Regions from separate parts of the Homo sapiens genome. Here all the other regions are linked to region 1. The links are chromatin loops, found by intact Hi-C in ENCODE. Cell type or tissue: heart right ventricle. All regions are shown on one strand.

Region 1 (4,000 bases):
GTTAGATATATTTATGGAAAAAAACTTAAAGGAAGCATATGAAACTATTGTAAGTGGTTGTCTCAGGGTAATGGGATCCCCTACCTAAGCATGATTTCTGGGAGGGTTGAGATGGGGTCTCTCGTTCGCCATTCTATTCCCTGCTGCTTTAAGTATCTCTTGAATGAGTGCATGTATTACAGATGCTTTTGACTTTCTTCTTTTTACTTTCCTGTATATTCCAAAATTTCTACCATAAACATGTTTGTTTTTATAATCATAATACATTTTAAAACTTTAAATGAGGAAATGGGTAAATAAAAGGGAAAATATGGGAAAGTGGGAGGGTGCAAAAAATGTATCCTCCTCTGAATTGACTCCACTCCCCTGTGAGTGACAGGAGCCGGCGTTCTCCACGAGACCCTGTCTGCATCAGTCCATCTCCCCCACCCCACGCTAGGTCTGCCACCACCTCTCTGCGCTGGCAAATAATCTGCACTCAAAGGAAATAATTATGAGGCCCATGGTGGCCTCAATACCCGCAAGACCAAAGCCTGTGACAAGCGCAATGCTCCAAGCCTGGCCCAGGGAAGCAGAATGGAACTGCCACAGCCCCCACCAACCCAGATCCACCTACTCCAGGAAACCGGCCCAGTGCCAGGGCTTTGCGCCTGGGGTGGCCTAACATTTCCGCCCAAACTTGGGCCAATTTGAGAAGGTGGAGGGTGAGGTGTTTGGGGAAGGAGTGTGTTCCTGTTGCTCGTTGCCATCACCACCTGGAGGAGGAGAATGGAGTCGATCCAATGGAAGACGAAACTTTCTTTCTTTCTTTTCTTATTTTTCTCATTTGGGGAAAACACAGGGGTCTGCACCTCCGGGGTGCAATGGTGAGCCTCGCACTGGGAAAACCACCTTTGTGATCATGGTATCTCCCCTGTCAGGTAAGCATGAGCATAAACTTTGTGTACCCCTCCCATTTTCCCTTTTCTTTACACATTTCCTTGTTTAAAGTTTTAAAATTTATTGTGATTGTAAAAATAAACATGTTTATTGTAGAAATTTTAGAATAAAATTTCTGCCCACAGGAAGCCTGTGTCCCTGAACCCTTCTCCCGGGCCAAGATTGGACTGTTTGAGGAAGATGGAAAAAGTGCTCTGTGAGCAGGATTATGAAATGACAGGGAGGACGTGAGGGGCTTTCGAAACCCTGGGAAGGAAGATGCCCACGTGAATGGAAAGTAGAAAGAAGAAAGTCAAAAGCACCTGTAATACATTCACTCATTCAGCAGATACTTAGGAGCAGTCCCCAGGTCCTGGGAATAGAAGGGTGGACGAGAGGGTCACCCAGATTCTCCTCATTATAATAATAGCAATAGCTACCCCTCTGGGTCCTTGTATGTGCCAGGTCTTTACTATGTGTTAAGCAATTTTCATTTATTATCTCCCTTGATCTGTACAAAACCCATGAGGGAGGATTCATATTAAAATCTCTGTTTTACAGATGAGAAAACTGAGGCTTGGAATGGTGAAGGAGGTCACTGAAAGTCACACTGTGAGTTAAACTGCAAAGCTGTGAATGGAAAACCCCCTAAGGCCCTGCTCTTAGCTCCTCTTGGTTCCCTGTTGCAAAGAGGCATTCCCCAGGCAGCTGTGAGGTGGAAATCTCTGTCTTCAGGCTTGCGGCTGAGAAGTTTCCCAGAGACGAGAAGCTGGAGCCTTTGGAGACCCCACTCGGCTGAGGTCCCGGGACCACGAGGGGGCAGCAGAGGTCTGCTGCGCTGGCGGGAGGCTCTGTCCCCGGCTGACTGCAGGCTCCGGGCAGCTGTCCTGAGTTAAAACCTGAACCTCGGGTGGCCGAGAATAGCAAGGGGCTGTCATTCACGTGGGCATCTTCCTTCCCAGGGTTTCGAAAGCCCCTCACGTCATCCCTGTCATTTCATAATCCTGCTCACAGAGCACTTTTTCCATCTTCCTCAAACAGGTCTGATCTTGGCCCGGGAGAAGGGTTCAGGGACACAGGATTCCTGTGAGCAGTGTGTTAGATGCTGGGCTGGTCACTGGGGCCACGGAGATTAAAAAAAAAAATCCTCTATAAAACCCAGGACTTGCCCCCAAGGGAGACTGGCACCTAAATAAGTAACCGAGGTACACGATGCAAAGTGCAATAATAGACGGACATCTGCGATTCGGAGGCAGCACGAAGTGGGAGAAAGAGGGGCGGAATTAGAAGCCAGGGATTTGGCTTAAAGGTGGCCCGAGGTGTGCAGCTGCCTGCAAATGCCATCCTTCATGTGAGCTGAGGCACAGGAAGAGGCTGAGAAGTCCGGTCTAGAGGGATGTTGGGTAAATGGTCCCAGGTTGAAAAATATTAGATGCTGAAGGAATGTCAGATGGTCTCGAAATTGTGAGGTTTGCCTCTGAGTCCCAGGCAGGATGTGGGCTGGGATAGCTGAGGCAGGCCGAACCTAGGCTCAGGAAGATGGTGAGAGATTGTAAAAATAAACAGGTTTATTGTAGAAATTTTAGGGGTGGGGTTAGGAGGTCATTAGGAGGTCCAGGGTCAGGGTCAGTGGGCTTCAGGACCTGGCAAAGCCAGAGGGCATGAGAGCCAGCCTTGCCTACCCACTCCGGGCTGGGCCCACAGCTGCCACGACCCTTTGTCCCCAAGGGTGACAGGAGAGCTTGCACCAGCCCAGATGCTTCCTTCTCCAAAGACATGGACGGAGGGTCTCAGGCTTATACCAGCCAGGATTATTCCAGTGGGATTCCAGCTCTCCTCCTAGCCATGTCCTTCCCGCAAAAGTTTGAAGCGGGTCTGGCTGGGTGAGGTAACTCCTTGACAAACTGGACTCATTTTTGGCTGATGACCTGTGTGGTCCCTGAAGCTCTGTCCTCACCCAAGATTGGCCCAGAGGGGAGTGGAGGTGGAAGGGGAAGGCCAGGCATGGCTGCGGCACTCCATTTGCCCCCAGCAGCCTGGCGGTCTTCACTTGTGCTCACCCCACAGGCATTGTGGACACAGGTGTGTCACCAAAGGGCCATGAGGCTCCTGTGTCACGTGGGACACCCCTGCCTTGCCAATCTTTAATTTATTATTATTATTATTTTTCCGAGAAGGAATTTTGCTCTTGTCGCCCAGGCTGGAGTGCAGTGGCGTAATCTCGGCACTGCAACCTCCGCCTCCCAGGTTCAAGTGATTCTCCTGTCTCAGCCTCCTGAGTAGCGGGATTACAGGTGCCCACCACCACGCCTGGCTAATTTTTGTATTTTTAGTAGAGACGGGTTTCACCATGTTGGCCAGGCTGGTCTCGAACTCCTGACCTCAGGTGATCCATCTGCCTCGGCCTCCCAAAGTGCTGGGATTACAGGAGTGAGCCACTGCACCCGGCCATTAATTTTTTTCCCAGGCAGTCTCCCTCTGGGCAGGTGAGTCCCAGGTGGCAGTGTCCGGCAGCCATCCTCGGACTTCTTCCCCGCAGCATGGCCAAGGGCAAGGGAGAGGGAAGGGACGCAGGCCAGGGCATGACATACAGTGGCCCAACGTAGGAAAAACATTTTTTTTTGACCTCTCATTCATTTTCTTAAAAGTTCACATGCCTTTCACCTTCTTTTTAGTGCCTCCTGGCAAGTTTTATCATTAAAAACAATCTTTTTTAATGACTTGCATTTCCATTTAAAGCGATTTGTGTGACTGGTTTATTTGCTTAGTCTTAAGGTGATGTCACTGCAACAGGCACCATGGATTTAAGGATATATAAATCCTTACGTATCCTTTTTTCTTTTTTTGAGAAGCAAAAAACATGATCTCATTAGATGTTAAAATGTTAAAATTAGATATTAAATGTTAAAATATGGGGAAAATGCAGATCTTAGAACGAGGGAAATTCTTGTTGGTAATTTTCATCCTCCCAAAAAACTTCAGAATAAAATTGGTTCTCCCTGAAGATGTGTGACATTTGTACTTGGCTTCATGTCCTTATCCTGCAGTGTTGGGGGGCACAGGGTGAAGTCACGCTTGTTGT
Region 2 (4,000 bases), 75 kb after region 1:
TCACACTGTAACATGAGAACCATACACATTTTGTGATATTGCTTTTGCAGACTTAGATCTACAAGACCATAAAGATTCCACAGTGGTGGCTGGGCACAGTAGCTCACGTCTGTAATCCCAGCACTTTGGGAGGTCGAGGTGGGCAGATCGCTTGAGGTCAGGAGCTTGAGACCAGCCTGGGCAACCTGGTGAAACCCCGTCTCTACTGAAAATACAAAAATTAGCCAGGCATGGTGGTGCATGCCTGTAATCCCAGCTACTTGGGGGACTGAGGCAAGAGAATGGCTTGAAACCTGGAAGGGAGAGGTTGCAGTGAGCTGAGATTGTGCCACTGCACTCTAGCCTGGGTGACACACTGAGACTCCATCGCAAAAAAAAAAAAAAAAAAAAAAAAAAAAAAAAAAAAAAAAAAGATTACACAGTGGCTTCTAGTCTCACTGCCCAGTGGCTCCTCATTAATAACTGATAGGAACTCCAAACAGCATGGCCAGGAGACTGCATCAGCTTGGACCTGGTGGATCCCTCTTCTGACAGGCCCTGCTGCTCCCTTCAGCTCTCCACACTGCTCCATGCCCACAACTGCTAGTCTTGGGATTGAGTGTTTATTTCAGGGCTCTTATTTCCAAACTAGTTCAGTATCTGCTGAGGTGATTGTTCAAATTTTGCTTTGAGCATTAAGTTAGTGAATTTTTTTCTTCTTTTTTTTTTGGAGGGAACAATTTTTTTATTGTGGTAAAATATATATAACATAAAATTTAACATTTTAAGCATTTTTGGGTTTATAATTCAGTGGAATTAAGTACTTTCACAGTGTTGTACAACCATCACTACTATCCATCTCCAGAACTTTTCATCACCCCAAATTGAAACTCAGAAGGTATCAAACAATAATTCCCCATTTCCCTTCTGTAACCCATGGCAGCTCTATTCTACCTCTGGTGTCTATGACTTTGCCTATTCTAGATATCTCATCTAAGTGGAATCATACAATCTTTGTCTTTCTGTGACTGGCTCACTTAGCATAATGTCTTCAAGACTCGCCCATGCTGTAGTATGGGTCAGAGTTTCCTTCCTCTTAATGGCTGAGCACGTAAGTTTTTAATCCGTGGATTTCACCAAAGGTTGATGTTTCTAATGCATTCGGCAAAATTCCTGCAGACACTTACTAAATGTGGAGTTGACTTCTCTTTTTCCTGCATCATTCTCTTCATTCTCTATACAGTGACTGTGTGACATCTGGTAGTGCGTGGTTAGGTGTTTCATTCATTCTCTCGAATGAGAGGAGGTCCTCCCAGGTTGGAGGTCTATGCTAGCAGCAGGTGCTCTGTGGAGCGGTGCCAACAGTGACACCGAGAGACGCCCCTCTCTGGTGACAGCTCCGGAGCACTGCCTGTTACTCTACTCTTATATTCTGGAAGCCTCATCAACATCATGCTTTGGTATTTTTCAGTGTGGCTACACATTTCTTACTTCATTTAATCCAAATGCCCTGATGGAGGCTATGTGTCAGTAACCCTTTTAACTCTGAGGAAACTGAGGCCCAGGGAGGTGATGGCTCTTGCCTCCCCAGGAGGTCAGTGGCAAGTGGGAGGCTGAAGCTTAGGGCACCCAAGTCCAGGACTGTTTTCTGCTTACCCCTCAGGGAAGGTGGCAGAGGCTTCAGGTTCCCTCCTTTTTGCACTGGCTTTTCTCCTCCTACCTTGATGGGCATGGATACACTGATAGGGGTTGGAGAAGGTGGGGAGATAGGGGAGAATAAGCACCAACCTTTCAATTCCTCAGCTTGTGCAAACCTTGTTTCTTTTGAACTGTCTTCAGGGCTGAATCTGGCACTCTCAAAAGGCAAGGGTAGGAAGGTGGCAAGAGGGGCTGTAACCACTTCCTGGGGACTGGGGCTAAAACCACGGGGCTGGAATCTTCCCCTCCCCCTGCAGGAGGATATCAGGAACTACAGCCATTTGAGAATAAATGATTCTTGCATATGATTTAAAAATTATGAAATAAAGGAAATGAGGTGAAAAATCTCTTCACTCTTGTCACCAGCAGCCATTTTCTTCCTTACAGGCATCAATGTTTTCTACTTTTGCATATCTTTCCTGAGGACTGTTATGTATGCATATATACACAAGTACATACATACACGTATACGTATGTACGTATGGGTATGTGTGTGTATATATATTCTTGTTTCATTTTCTCCCACAGATAGTAAGTATATTATGCATATTGCCCTGTGCTTTATTCTTCCAGCACTTTCACATAATATATAATAGTAATAGCACTGAACATTTATTAAGTGCTTACTATGTTCTGGGGTTCTGGGTACTGCTCTAAGAACTTGGTATGGGTCAATAGTCTTAATACATTTCATCCTCACAACAACCCCATGAGGTAGCATCATTTTTTCAATCTATACATAGTAAAAAAAAAACCCATGCAAGCTAAAACAACACTGAGATACTATTTTTCATCCGTCATGCTGTTAAAGATCAAAAAGCTCACTAACACACGGTGTGGAAGAGGGTGTGGAGACATTGATACTCCATAGATTTTTGGTAAGCAATTCAGCAAAAGCTATTACCATTATAAAGACAAATAACTTTGATTCAGCAATTCCACTTCTAGGAATTTTTCCTGCAGATACACTTTGCAGATGCTGAATGAGTGGGGCACATATTATTCATGCACCATTGCATAATAGCAAAAGACTGGGAAAAAGTTAAACATGCATCAGTAGGGACTGGCTACATATGGTATATTAACATCCATTTATTGAAATATTAGGCTGTGGGTTTTAAAAAAATGAGTAAATTATTGATGCACAGAGGTGGTGTTAGTCTGTTCTTACACTGCTAATAAAGACATACCAGAGACTGGGTAATTTGTAAAGAAAAAGAGATTTAATGGACTCACAGTTTCACATGGCTGAGGAGGCCTCACAGTCATGGCGGAAGGCAAAGCAGGGCAAAGCCACTTCCTACATGGTGGCAGGCAAGACAGTGTGTGCAGAGGAACTGCCCTTTTATAAAACCATCAGTTCTCATGAGACTTATTCACTATCACAAGAGCAGCATGGGAAAAACTCGCCCCCATGATTCAATTACTTCCCACTAGGTCCCTCCCACAACACGTGGGGATTATGGGAGCTACAATTCAAGATGAGATTTGGGTGGGCACATAGCCAAACCATATCAGACTGGCTAAATACGACATATGATATGATATATTAACATCCATTTATTGAAATATTAGGCTGTGATTTTTTTTTAATGAGTAAGTTATTCATGCACAGCGGTGGGATGCTCTCCAAGATGGAGAGGCAGTGCAACATCATGGTTAAGAATCCAACTTGAGCCAGGCTTCCTGGGTTTTAAGTCTGGCTTTGCTGCTTATCAACTGTGCAAAATTGGACTGTTACTCTACCTCTCTGCATCTCTGGTTTCCTCATCTGAAAAGTGGGGCTTGTAATAATAACACATTGTAATACCTCCAGCTAACCCTCAGACAAGTAGGAAATAAACGGTCATGGTCATATGCCACTGGAATTTTTTAAAAATATTTTTTACACAGCATGAATGCAGTGATAACTAACTGATACAAGTGCACAGTAGTTGCTCAATAAGTATTGCTTAATAAGGAACTGAGCAAGTCCTTTCTTTATAGTGGGAAACTTCACAGGTTACCTGAAGAGCAACTCCATGTAGAGCCCAAAGAGGAAGCTCAAGGTTAATATTCAACATACAACCAAAGCACTGGGGTTTTATTTATTCAGCAGGCTGGTTTTTTTTTTTTTTTTTTTGAGTACTGGCTGTGCTAGAAGCTGACACACATACAAATAGAGTAAGGATTGACCCCTGTCCTCAGAGCACACACTCTCTGGAAGGACAAGATTTATAAACAATTAATTATAAGTATCGTGGCACTTGCTGTAACAAAGGTATGCAGAAAGTGTGCAAAGGAGGTAACAAGCATTTCAGCCTGTGGTGGATGCAGGGTGAAG
Region 3 (4,000 bases), 69 kb after region 1:
CTCAGTGCGTGGATTCCAGTGGCAGCAACATCTGCTGGGCACTGTCTGGCCCGTGGGTGGTCACAGGGTGCCAAGGACCCTAGTGCTGTTTCTTGGCCCTGCCACTCACTGGCTGTGTGACCTAGGGCAAGTCGCTCCCCTCCCTGAGCCTCAGTTTCTCTTTGTAAAAAGTGGTTGGAAGAGATGGTGACTAAAGCCTCTTCCAGGTACTTAATGGACGCAGCCTGTTCCCCTGCTGAGATGCTGTCTTCACTGGCTCTGCGCCTCCGTCTCCCTGGTTTGGCTCCTGCTTCTTTGGCTGCTCCTTCCAGGCCCCCTTGGCCTGTTGTCACACTCCGGGGCTCAGTCCTCGGGACTCCCCACTCAGGCTGCTGACTTCCAATTCCTGTCTGTATCCCAGAGACGGAGAGGATAATATCTGCTCATTCAACACCAGACTGAGTTAAATATCTAAGGAATTTCTACTCTAAACCCAGCGTTTAGAGCCAGCCCTGCCCCACTGGCCATCATCCACCACAGGCAGGCAGAGGCATTTCATTCCGTCTGCCTTCCCCCTCAGCACTGGCCCCGGTCGGCCTGTCCTTGCCCAGGTCCTCTGGGCCCCTCCCAGGGCTGTGGCCTTCCTTTGGCTGGGACCTTAGGCAGGGCTCATTTCCTCCCAGGCCTGAGCACTTTCCCAAGGAGCCAGCGCCTGTCCCTGCTGCCCAGTGCTTCCTCAGAGGCAGGACTTTGGCAAGCACTGCCTTGCTGCTGATGAGACTTAATTAACGCAGGGATCCGCTTTCCTCCTGGCCCTGGGAGAGAGGCGCCCGCCTTGGAGCTCGAGGACACAGGGTACCCCATTGTTCTCTGGAGAAACACAGCTGCCCCTCTGCAGCTGCTGCCCCGGGCCTGTCAGCTGCCTTCTCTGCTCTCGGAGGTCCTTCCCACTCTCCTCCCTGAGGGGCTTATTCAAGTGCCCACCAGCAGAGATCCACATCCTTCCCCTGAGCTGGTCTCTTCAGGGTGTCCATGGTGCTGACTCCACAGGTCGAGCATTAGGCCTCATTGGACTGGACGTATCAGGCATCGGCGCAGCCCGTTCCCCTGCTGAGATGTTGTCTTCACTGGCTCTGCAGCTCCGTCTCCTTGGTTTGGCTCCTGCTTCTCCGGCTGCTCCTTCCAGGCCCCCTTTGCCTGTTGTCACACCCCAGGGCTCAGTCCTCGGGACTCCCCACTCACTCAGGGCCACGCCCTTCATAGGCTGCTGACTTCCAATTCCTGTCTGTATCCCAGAGACGAATAGGAATAGATATCGCTCTGTCTATCACAATAGATATTCCTATCTGCATCACCCAGAGCGAAGCTGAATCCTTGCCTTCAAGGCCCCGCACCACCTGCCCTGGCACCTCCCTGACCTCACCTTCACTGCTGTCGTCTGTGTGGTTGACACACCAAACCCAGCCACTCTTTGCATTAGGCCTTCGCATCGGCTGTTCCCCCTGCCTGGAATGCTCTTTCCCCAGTATCCGTTTGGCTCGTTCCCTCATTATCTTCAGTCCTCTGGTTGAATAGCACCTCCTTAGCAAGCCCTTCCGTGATGGCTCGATCTTATTTATTTGTTTGTTTGTTTGTTTGTTTTTTGAGACAGAATCTCACTCTGTCGCCCAGGCTGGAGTGCACTGGCGAGATCTTGGATCACTGCAAACTCTGCCTCCCAGGTTCAAGCGATTCTTCTGCCTCAGCGTCTGAGTAGCTGGGATTACAGGTGTGTGCCATCACATCTGGCTAATTTTTGTATTTTTAGTAAAGACGGGGTTCCACCATGTTGGCCAGGCTGGTCTCGAACTCCTGACCTCAAGCGATCTGCCCACTTCGGCCTCCCAAATTGCTGGGATTACAGGTGTGAGCCACCGCGCCCAGCCAATGGCTCTATTTTAAATCGCAATACTCCCCTACTTCCCCTAGCACTCTCTCCCCTGCTTTATTTTCTCCATAGTACTCATCACTCTCTGCCACGCTATGTCAGTTTGAAAACACTATCACCTCCCTCTAGACCGTAAAGTTCATGAGAGCGGGGGTTTTTGTTTTGCTGACCACTGCATCCCTAGTGTCTAAACAGTGCCCCCTTGGGGCTTTTTGGAACTAGGAATGCTGTCCTCAGTCTCCAGTAGCTGATGAACAAATATTTGTTGCACAAATGGATGAATGCTTCATTAAATGTACTTGTACATGTATCTTTATGTCCTGGTGGTTTGACTTCTGTAGACTAGATCATGGAAGTGTGGTTATTCTGTCCAGTGTATGTATAGAGTATTTTTAATTTTAATAAACAACTCTAGATTACTTTCCCAAGAGGTTGAAGCAATTCATGCCCATTTCTCTGCCTGTGCTGGACGTTATCACACTTGAGTTCTTGCCAGTCTTCTGGGGAAGCAGGGAAGGCATCTCATTGCTTTAATTTTCATTTTCCTGCCTAATAGAGAAGAACATTGTTCATATTTATTGACCACTTGAATTTCTGTTTCTGTGAATTGTCTTGTTTATTATAGTCTTTGCCTATTTTTGTTTTTACAGGGGAGGTGGGTGGGGGAGGACTGACGTTTTCTAACATGTGTGTAAGACGGAATCTGCATTTTTTTTTTAAAGCATCCCAGGTAATTGTGATACTTATGGCCATTCCCAGCGCTATCGCTTAGTATGAGGATCCTCCTGGTCCGCTACTGCCTGGCAGGCTCTGGGGTCCTCTATGGGTTTTAGAATGAAAGGTTTTAAGGTTTTTTTTCATTGCTGGTACTCTGTACTTTCTACAACGATCTTGTGTTACTTTTTTAAAAAGGATATTAAAAAACAATCATAGGAAAACCCTTGTACTGTAATACCAAGTGGAAAAGCATTTACAGTTAGGATGTACTTTCTGATGAGAATGACATAAAAAGGCTCTCTGTATGCAGAAAACCCTAGCAGTGAATGGCCAGAATGAAAACATAGGATTGTGGGTAATATTCCTTACAATGGAAGTTTTCCTTACGATGGAAGGCAGACAAGTGGGGGAAGAAGAGGTGAGGGTGAACCCCTAGTGGAAAAAGAGTGCCTGCTGGAATGGTAGCACTTGGGCTAAAATACCCTCCTTTTGTGGCTTGGCAGACATCACTAATTAATCACTTCAGCAGTTCCTCCTAAGCTCCAGCTTGGTCTTAGAATCTTTCTCAGCCCCATAGTCCAGAGAGCTACTGTCACAGATCAGAGCTGGCAGGCGACATTAAACCCAGTCACCGTCCTTGCCTGAGCAGGGGACAGCGCAGTCATACCTGGCAGCCAACTCTCTTGCTGGGGCAGCAACAGGCTCCCTGGCAGCCCTCGTGGCTATGTTGGGGCTGCAATCCAGTTGGCTGCTCCTACCTATCTGTGCCCTGGGGGTGGGGGAGGCACCTGGGGTCTTTTCAACCTGCACTGGCTCCCATCTCTTATATAGAGCATAGCTTCCTGGACTCTCTTCTCCTCCCAGCCCTGGGGGCTTGTTGGAAGTGGGAACGTTGTCCTCAGCCTGATGCTTGGCCCTGATGCAAAGTCCACATGTTTTTTCATCATTGACTTTCAGGGTCAACATGTGGACCCTGGACCCTGGACCCTGGAACATCCCCTCCAACACCACACCTTGGCCACTCTCACCATTTGGGCGACTCTGCAGCCTCTGACCTCTGCTTTCATGATTTTTGGCGTAACCCCTCTCCACTCACATGGTCCCAGCTGTGACTTCGTGCCCTGATGCTGTGTTCACTGGCACATCCTGACTGTCTAACCAGGCCCCTGGCCCCGCCCCACCTGCCTGCCCTGCACTTGGCATGACTCAGAGCTGACAGGTTCACCAGCCGGACTCACTGCACAGCGCCAGGAATTCCTCATCAGTCTTCTTCCTCTAGACCAGCTTGGGGTGGGGGCCGTGGGGGGTTGATTAGAAAGAGTAGGAAGAAATATTTTTATAGCTTTTTCTGGTTTTTTTTTTTTGAGAAACAGTAAA
Region 4 (4,000 bases), 85 kb after region 1:
CTACTAAAAATACAAAAATTAGCCAGGCATGGTGGCATGCGCCGGTAGTCCCAGCTACTCAGGAGGCTGAAGCATGAGAATTGCTTGAACTGGGAGGCGGAGGTTGCAGTGAGCCGAGGTCATGCCATTGCACTCCAGCCTGGGCAACAGAGCAAGCCTCCATCTCAAAAAACAAAAACAAAAAATCCCCCAAACCCTACAGGTCTGGTCTAGTCTCTTGTGCAGAGCAGGGTCTCCCATTTGTGGAAACGAATTTTCATTGGTGGTAAATATTGGGTGATTGGTGACATTGTCCTCACTGGTGACTTGTATGAAGGAAAAAGAGAAGCCCCAGACAGTTTGTATAAGGAGGCAGGAGACAATGTGGGCATCACCCCGTGTTCCTGACGTCTGCTGCCAAGCACGTGGGGGTGTAACTCCTCTGCCCACCCTTCCCCCTACAACCCCCTTAATTGTTCTGTCATCAGGGCCTCCCAGGAGCCCATGCTGTCTCAGGTAATGGCAGAAACCTCAGGTAACGGCAGGTGTGTGAGCTCCTGGCTGGGCTTCCCTATACCAGCAGCCTGCAAAGGGTTTCCATTCTGGGATCAGAGGGGCTCCAGGCCTGCCCATGAGCCACATGATGCCAACCTCAGTGTGGGCCATGCCAGGCCTGAGACCACATAGTGGATCTCCCAGACCTCTGCTGGGCAGCTAGAGCTGCCATCCCACTTCCCCCAAACAGCCCAAACCCCCAGTGCCCACACCCAAGAGGCACGACAGTGTCATGGAAATAACATGGCCCTTGGAATCCAGAGATCTGGGTGTGGGTCCTGATACTGCAGTTCCATGAGGTCTTGGACAAATCACTTAACATTCCTGTGAGCCTCAGTTCCCCCATGGTGGTAATCATGTATATTTTACTTTGGGATTGAGAGACAGGAGAGGTATGAGAGCACCTGGAACACTGTGGGAGCTGAAGTGTTGGTTTAAGTGGGAGTCACAGTTGTGGTGGGGAGCTAGACTTGAGGGGTGACAGGATGACCCAGTGAGCTGGCCCAGCAGTAAGAAGGGAGGAATTGATGATGGAAAGGCTGGCGTCCCCTGGTCTGGCCTCTGCAGGACTCGTAGTTGAGTCTCCCCACCCCTTAGAGTGGGGGTATTCCTGGCCCCAACCACTTCACACCTTTGACGCTTGGGGGAGGGATGCATATACAGGTGGAGGCTGCTGGGAGTCTGGGGTGCCATGTGGGATACCCCAGACATCTGGCAGAGCTGCAGTGGTGCCCTATGGGTGCAGACTGGTTTGGGACCACACGTGAGCCACCCCAGGGGCTTCCAGAAGGGCGCAGTGCCAAGGCAGCTGAGGATCACGAGTAAGGAGCCTAAGGGGGCCAGAGAACTTGGGGGCGTGTTACTTGTGTCTAAAAATTGGCAGATCGAGGGTCAGGGCATCTGGACTGCTCCAGTGAATAAGGGAGAATGCACACTGGCCACCATCAGCTGCTGGGTACAGCCGGGAGAGCTGGTGGACTTGGAACAGGAACAGTCTGCATGGCGTGACAGCGCCCTCTGCTGTCCAGGCTGGGCTGGCATCGATGGTACAGGAGGAGGGTGATCCTCACACCTGGCATGAGCAGAACCTCCACTTCAAGCAGCCAGGGCTCAGGAGCAGGAGGGACCCCGGTAGATGGGAAACTCATTCCCATTTTACAAATGAGAAGACAGGCTAGGAGGAGTGTAGAAAGTTGCTCAGGGTCCCGTAGCTATTAAATGGCAGAGCCAGACTCATCCTGCAATGCCCTTCCTTCTACCCCAGACTGAATCATTTTATGCAAAATATAACAGGACTCAGGGATGCTGGAAACAGTACCCTTCTTTATTCTATTAAAATCAAATTAGATCTGACTCCGCCTCTGGCTGGGCTGCAGAAAACTTCATTCTGACTTGCTTTTGGAGATGGGAGTGGGTGCTGCTCCTCCCTAGGCCTGTGCAAGAGCCAGGGAGTCTAAGGTGATGCCAGAAAATGGGTGTGAGGGAGTAGTGTTTAAATCTTCAGTGCGTCAGCACCACTGTGAGAGCTTCGTGTCCAAGCCTCAGGGGGTCTGTGCTGCCTCCTTGCCCAGTTTGGCAGCCTGGGCCTGAGGCCATGCCACTCGCTCCCCTGAGGCCCCCTACAGCTTGGCTATGCCATCTGAGGTCTTGCTCCCCCGCCCCCACCTCAGCAGGTACTGCTGCTCCCAGCCATGGAGTTCTCTCAAAACCTTTCTCAAACCTTTTCCTCCCCTCCCCAACCCGCAGCCTAATCCCCTTAAATTGCTCCAGATCCTAGAAAATAAAAGCAGGAAAGGAAAGGTTGGCTGAACAGGGAAGGAAAATATGTCAAGAACAAAAGACAAATGATTATCTCAGGAAAAGTTCCTGCCCCTCTAAACTCTGTGCTGGGCAGCCACACGTGCCCGTGGGAAAGTGCTGTGTCCTTGGAGTGCCCTGCACGCTGCAACTGAAGCCAACAAGACACGGCCCAGACAGGGAGCAGGTTGGTTGAATCCATTTGCAGAAACTTGGGGCAAGGAGTTGGTTGTGACGAATGTGGCATGCCACTCCCCATCTAAAGCAGTGAAAGTTAAAAGGAGGTTATGGAAAATTGGGGAAGGGGCTAAATGCCCAGGAGCCTGGGTTGCAAAGCCAATCCTATCTGAGAAGAATGAACTTGGGGACCCCTTATTGTCATCACAACTATAAAAATGGCCTGGCAGGTCCAACTGTGGCCCTCTGGACTCTGCAACAGCCAGATCTGCAGTCCTCAGTTTTAAATCTGTAACCAAGAGATTTGGTTAGAGATCCAAATTAGAGACCTAGTTATCCTTAGCTGTTATGTTCAGTCCACAAATCATGTTATTCTGTTTATAAATAGGGCAAAATAAAAAGTGATCTTTAATTTTCTTTGATTAATGAGCTATTAACTCAACTTGAAGACACTAAGCTCTCTTAAAAAAAAAAAAAAAAAGCACTCGTGGCAATGAAACTGCCAGCCCAGTGTCACCAGTTACCCAAGGGTGACACCCTCGTCCTGCTGGAGATGGTGCATCTGCTGCTTCGAGAGCCCTTTTCTAACCTGGGAAAGCTTGAGTTTAAACATGAAGATAGTGAAATAAGGTAAGCCTTTAGAAGCAAAACTTTCATGCTAAGTTTAGGAGTAATCTTCGTATGTTTGTTTCTTTAAAATACTGTAATAGTCTAAAGAATCTAACATTAAAGACCGACAGATTAGCCTGATGCCTCCAGTTTTAAATATGTACTAGAATTTAGACTTGTCATGGAACCAATCTAAGTGTCCACCAACTGTTGATTGTATAAAGAAAATGTGGTTTGTATACCCCACGAAATACTATGCACCCATAAAAAAGAATGAAATCATGTCCTTTGCAGCAACATGGATGGAGCAGGAGGCCCTTATCCTAAGTGAACTAACTCAGAAGCAGGAAATCAAAAACCTCATGTTCTCACTTATAAGTAGGAGCTAAACGATGCGTACACATGGGCGTAAAGATGGAGATAATAGACACTGGGGACCCCAAAACTGGGGAGGAGGCTGGGAGGGAGGAGGAGAAGGGTTGAAGCAGGGAGAAGGGTTGAAGAATCTCCTATTGCATATAATGTTCAATATTTGGATGATGGGTACACTAGAAACCCAGTCTCCACTATTACACATATAATACCCATGTAACACACGAGTACATGTACTCCCTGAATCTAAAATTTAAAAAAAATTTAAAAGAATTTAGACTTGTGATTTTAAGTTGCAAAGGGAAAAAAATGACCTTATTTTTCTGAATAATTATTGGAATTTCAAGGAAAACTGATGCTTCACTATTTTAATAACATTTTATTTCTTAGATTTATAAGAATTTATTATTTGAAGATATTTTGCTTGTTAAGGCAATACAATTGCTTTGTTAGGCAACTGAAGTGCTTACAAAAGAAATGTAATATATTACATTTATAATGCAGTTCAGAG
Region 5 (4,000 bases), 50 kb before region 1:
AAAATTTGCATCCTAGGCCAGGAGTGGTGGCTCACGCCTGTAATCCCAGCACTTTGGGAGGCCGAGACGGGTGGATCACCTGAGGTCAGGAGTTCTAGACCAGCCTGGCCAACATGGTGAAACCCCGTCTCTACTAAAAATACCAAAATTAGCTGGGCATGCTAGCGGGTGCCTGTAATCCCAACTACTTGGGAGGCTGAGGCATGAGAATTGCTTGAACCTGGGAGGTGGAGGTTGTGGTGAGCCGAGATTGCGCCACTGCACTCCAGCCTGGCCGACAGACAGTGAAACTCCATCTAAAAAAAAAAAAAAAAAAAAAAATTTACATTCTAACCGTTTCCAAGTGTACATTCAGTGGCTTTATGTACATTCACATTGATGCGCAACCATCACCACCATCCATCTCCAGAATGCTTTTCACCTTCCCAAGCAGAAACTCTGTGCCCATGAAACACTAACTCTCCTTTCCTCCCATCCCCTGACAATCATTCTACTTCCCATCTCTAACTCTCTTTTCCCCCATCCCCTGACAATCATTCTACTTCTCCTCTCTAACTCTCCTTTCCCCCATCCCCTGATAATCATTCTACTTCCTGTCTCTATGATTTTCACTGTTCTGTGTCCCTCCTAGAAGTGGACTCATATAGTATTTGTCTTTGGTGACTGGTTTATTTCACTTAGCAGAGTGTCTTTTGGGTTCATCCATGTTATCATGCATCTCTTATAATTTCCTTCCTTTTAAAGGCTGTGTGCATACACCGCATTTTGTTTATGGAATTATGACCCTTTTAAATGTCCCTAAAATTGCACCTGTTGGCTGTAGCTGCGCCTATAGGTTGTAGCTGGAGGACATTCCTGCCCATTGTTGGTTTCTGTTCCTTTCTGCCTTTCTGACCCAGCCTCCAACTGCTCCGGTCTAAGGAGATAAGAAGCCACACAGGCCTCTGGCAGGGGCTGGGTCTCCTTTCTGCAGGAAGTGCTTCAGGCCCCTCTTCTTGGTCTCTCCCTGAAGTAAGAGGCCTCAAGTGGAGTCCTGAGGGGCATGATGAGGGCTGTGCCCTGAACAGGTGCAAAGTATGGAGGGAAAATGTGGAGCCTGAGGAAGGCATCTTGAGGCTGGAGCAGGGAAGGCCGAGTGGGCACCTCCTTAGTTGAGCTGCCTTAGGACAAGGGAGCAGTGATGGTGGCTTCAACAGGAAAAGAGAAGCTGATTCTGACTGGAAGGGCACCAGCTGCCATTCCTGCAGGAACGAACAAGTGTTTTCCCAGGAAGATGGGGTCAGGTCGCTGAATCTGATGGGTCCTGGCTCTGTGCCCAAGTGCTGTTCCAGGCACAGGGTGGGGGTGACAGAAGGGGCAGCGCAGCCCTGCTCTCACCAAGCCACCTGTATGAGAAAACACAACAAAGACATTCCTTCAGCCACTAGGAGCCTCTGTCTCCAGGAAATTACCATGAAACCCCTAAGTGTAGTGGCTCAGGGCCACAAAGCTACGTCCCATGCCCAGGCTCAGGCCCATTATGTGTGGCCAGGGACTCTGCTCATCACAGTCACCCCGGGGCACAGGCTGACTTGCAGTGGTCGTCTTGAACACTGCCCATCATCATGCCAGGAGAAAAGAGAATTCTGGGGTCTCTCCCTGGCTGTTAAATGTTCCAGTTGGGAAGGAACAGGCTTAACTTCTGCTCAGGAAGCAACCTGGCAGGACGCCACCCAGCCTTCCCAACCCTCACTCGCAAACACAGGGCGGCCAGGGAGTGCAATTCCAAAGCAGGACCGGAAGGTGGCGCCCGGGAGCCAGGTGGAGATGCACCGCCCTGGGCAGCGCGATCCCCACACCTTGCCCTTCGCGGACTTCGCTGCAGCCCAACTTTCTTGGGGCAGCTGTTTCTGCTGAACTAAAGGAACACCAGGGGGTCCAGTCTCTCGACACCCCAGGGCCCACGCACCTGCTGAGGAAGGCGCTCCTTCATTACAGGCGGCAGCACCGAGTACCTGGGCTTTACAACATTTTAACCTCCCCTCCCCTCCCCTTCCCTCATTTTTCTTTTCTTTTCTTTTTTTTTTTTTTGACGGAATCTCGCTCTATAGGCCAGGCTGGAGTGCAATGGCACGATCTCGGCTCACTGCAACCTCTGCCTCCTGGGTTCAAGCGATTCTCCTGCCTCAGCCTCCCGAGTAGCTGGGATTACAGGCATGTGCCACCACACCCGGCTAAGTTTTGTATTTTTAGTAGAGACAGGGTTTCACCATGTTGGCCAGGCTGGTCTCGAACTCCTGACCTCAGGTGATCCGCCTGCCTCGGCCTCCCAAAGTGCTAGGATTACAGGCGTGAGCCACCATGCACGGACAAGCTGTTCTTTCTTACTGTTTACACTTATTTGTGTATATATATATATTTTTGAGATGGAGTCTCGCTTTGTCACCCAGGCTGGAGTACAGTAGCACAATCTCAGCTCACTGCAACCTCTGCCTCCCAAGTTCAAGCGATTCTCCTGCCTCAGCCTCCCAGGTAGCTGGGATTATAGGTGCCCACCACCACACCTGACTAATTTTTGCATTTTTAGTAGAAGTGGGGTTTCACCATGTTGGCCAGGCTGGTCTCGAACTCTTGACCTCAAGTGATCATCTGGCCTCGGCTTCCCAAAGTGCTGGGATTACAGGTGTAACTCACCACGCTGGGTCCACTTATTTGTAATTTGATCATTGTCTTCTCTCCCACTAGAAAGTAAGTTCCATGAGGGCAGGCCCCATGTTCATGTTTACTCATCTTCCTGTTCTCAGTGCCTGGCGGAGTACCTGGCACAGAGTAGCATTCACTTGGTGTTTGCTGAATCAATGAACATGACCGAGGGCTGCAGTCTGAGGTCTGGAGGCTTTGCAGACTGGTTGGGGGCACCATCCTAAAGGCTATCAGAGCAACTGCTGAGAGAGACTCCAACCAGGCTGGAGCTCCACTTGTAGCAGAGTCCCAGTGTTCTGGCTGGGCAGGGAGTAGGGCAGTTCTGAAAATTGACAGGGAGGTCTGCCCCAGCCCAGCCCCCAGGGGCTCTTGTCCAAGTCCCAGTGACAGGATGTCTGCAAGTAAATGCTGAAGGAGATGCTTCAGCTAAAAGCTCCAGGACATGTAGGTTCAAATGGCCTAACAAACTGGGAAACCAGAGTGGAGGGGAGACATTCTCATTTCAGGATAGACCCTGGCTGCCTTGGGGCCTCCAGGGTGCTAGGGGACACAGCCCAGCTCTGCATCCCTGGCAGAGATGGCCACATCCAGCAGGCCCTGGTGGCACTGCAGAGAGAACAGCACCCTGGGGACCAATTATCCTGGGAAACAGGCTGGTGCCTATCCAGATGGTGGTGCCAGGCACTGCCACTGTACAACTGGCTGATTTGGTGAATAAGTTGCAGACATAATTGAAGGGCAATTTGTTGGGGATGTAAAGTACTGCAATGGCCCACAGGGTAAGAGACAGTAAAATAAGGGTAAATGTCACCACTCAGAATTTACACACAGGTTGGTATGCCTCAGGAAACTTAGGTTAATAATGAAAAAGAAAAAAACACAACAATACGAAACACTGGAGAAATACTGGCAGGATGTGTATCACCTTGTTGATAATGGTATTTCTTGGTATAATTACATGTGGTCATTACTCATTGTCTTTGTACTTTGAAAAAAAAATTAAGCCAAAGGAAAAAAAAAAACCTTCCTTTCCCAGTCAAATATACTAGCAAACAAGAAGCTGTTAGAAAACAATTCTCGCTGGTGTAGATTTTGTCCTGTTTTGGTTGTGAGGATGAGGGGCTGGTGTGGATCAACAGTCCTGAGGGGGAAGCAGGAATCCCAGAAGACGGAGGGTCAGGCTGGGGAATGCAGTTCTGGAAGCTGAGAGCAGAGTGCCCAGTCCTTTCACATCAGGTATGAGTCAAACGCCAGGACAGGGGTGTGGTAAAGGTCAGGCACCAGGACATCCAGGGACAGAAGCCAGCAGACAAGTGAG

What was found. A loop is a pair of places that touch in the nucleus more often than their neighbours do. Peaks named below come from ENCODE experiments on the same cell type or tissue, not always from the same donor. Only the 100,000 strongest peaks of a DNase experiment are listed, where the experiment ranks them.
Region 2: a loop joins it to region 1, with 4 times the contacts of the local background. A loop is called at or near these places in 105 of 110 quality-filtered maps.
Region 3: it touches region 1 in a loop (4-fold over the local background); 43 of 110 quality-filtered maps call a loop at or near these places.
Region 4: a loop joins it to region 1, with 9 times the contacts of the local background. A loop is called at or near these places in 105 of 110 quality-filtered maps.
Region 5: it touches region 1 in a loop (2.0-fold over the local background); 13 of 110 quality-filtered maps call a loop at or near these places.

What each region holds. Positions count from the first base shown.
Region 1 is chr2:85,727,410-85,731,409 of GRCh38, forward strand. It overlaps the pseudogene RNU1-38P. Among named protein-coding and RNA genes, the nearest start is that of ATOH8, 25 kb to the right of the region's middle. In heart right ventricle, CTCF peaks have their summits at 1,733 (motif pointing right) and 1,932; a DNase peak (open chromatin) is centred at 1,742; H3K27ac peaks cover 2,291 bases.
Region 2 is chr2:85,802,871-85,806,870 of GRCh38, forward strand. No RefSeq gene overlaps it. Among named protein-coding and RNA genes, the nearest start is that of MIR6071, 21 kb to the left of the region's middle. RefSeq lists a silencer at 1,669-1,866. In heart right ventricle, CTCF peaks have their summits at 1,940 (motif pointing left) and 2,142; no DNase peak of the experiment used is centred here.
Region 3 is chr2:85,796,061-85,800,060 of GRCh38, forward strand. No RefSeq gene overlaps it. Among named protein-coding and RNA genes, the nearest start is that of MIR6071, 14 kb to the left of the region's middle. RefSeq lists an enhancer at 632-1,375. In heart right ventricle, a CTCF peak has its summit at 2,126 (motif pointing left); DNase peaks (open chromatin) are centred at 701, 1,041, 2,071 and 3,311; H3K4me3 peaks cover 606 bases; H3K27ac peaks cover 3,668 bases.
Region 4 is chr2:85,812,838-85,816,837 of GRCh38, forward strand. It overlaps LOC284950 (a long non-coding RNA gene), which reads left to right and starts at 2,293. Exons shown (of 3, transcript NR_038888.1): 1 at 2,293-2,518. In heart right ventricle, a CTCF peak has its summit at 1,557 (motif pointing left); a DNase peak (open chromatin) is centred at 1,554.
Region 5 is chr2:85,677,591-85,681,590 of GRCh38, forward strand. It overlaps LOC105374842 (a long non-coding RNA gene), which reads left to right and starts at 3,758. Exons shown (of 3, transcript XR_940317.3): 1 at 3,758-3,918. In heart right ventricle, a CTCF peak has its summit at 1,774 (motif pointing right); a DNase peak (open chromatin) is centred at 1,731; H3K27ac peaks cover 2,453 bases.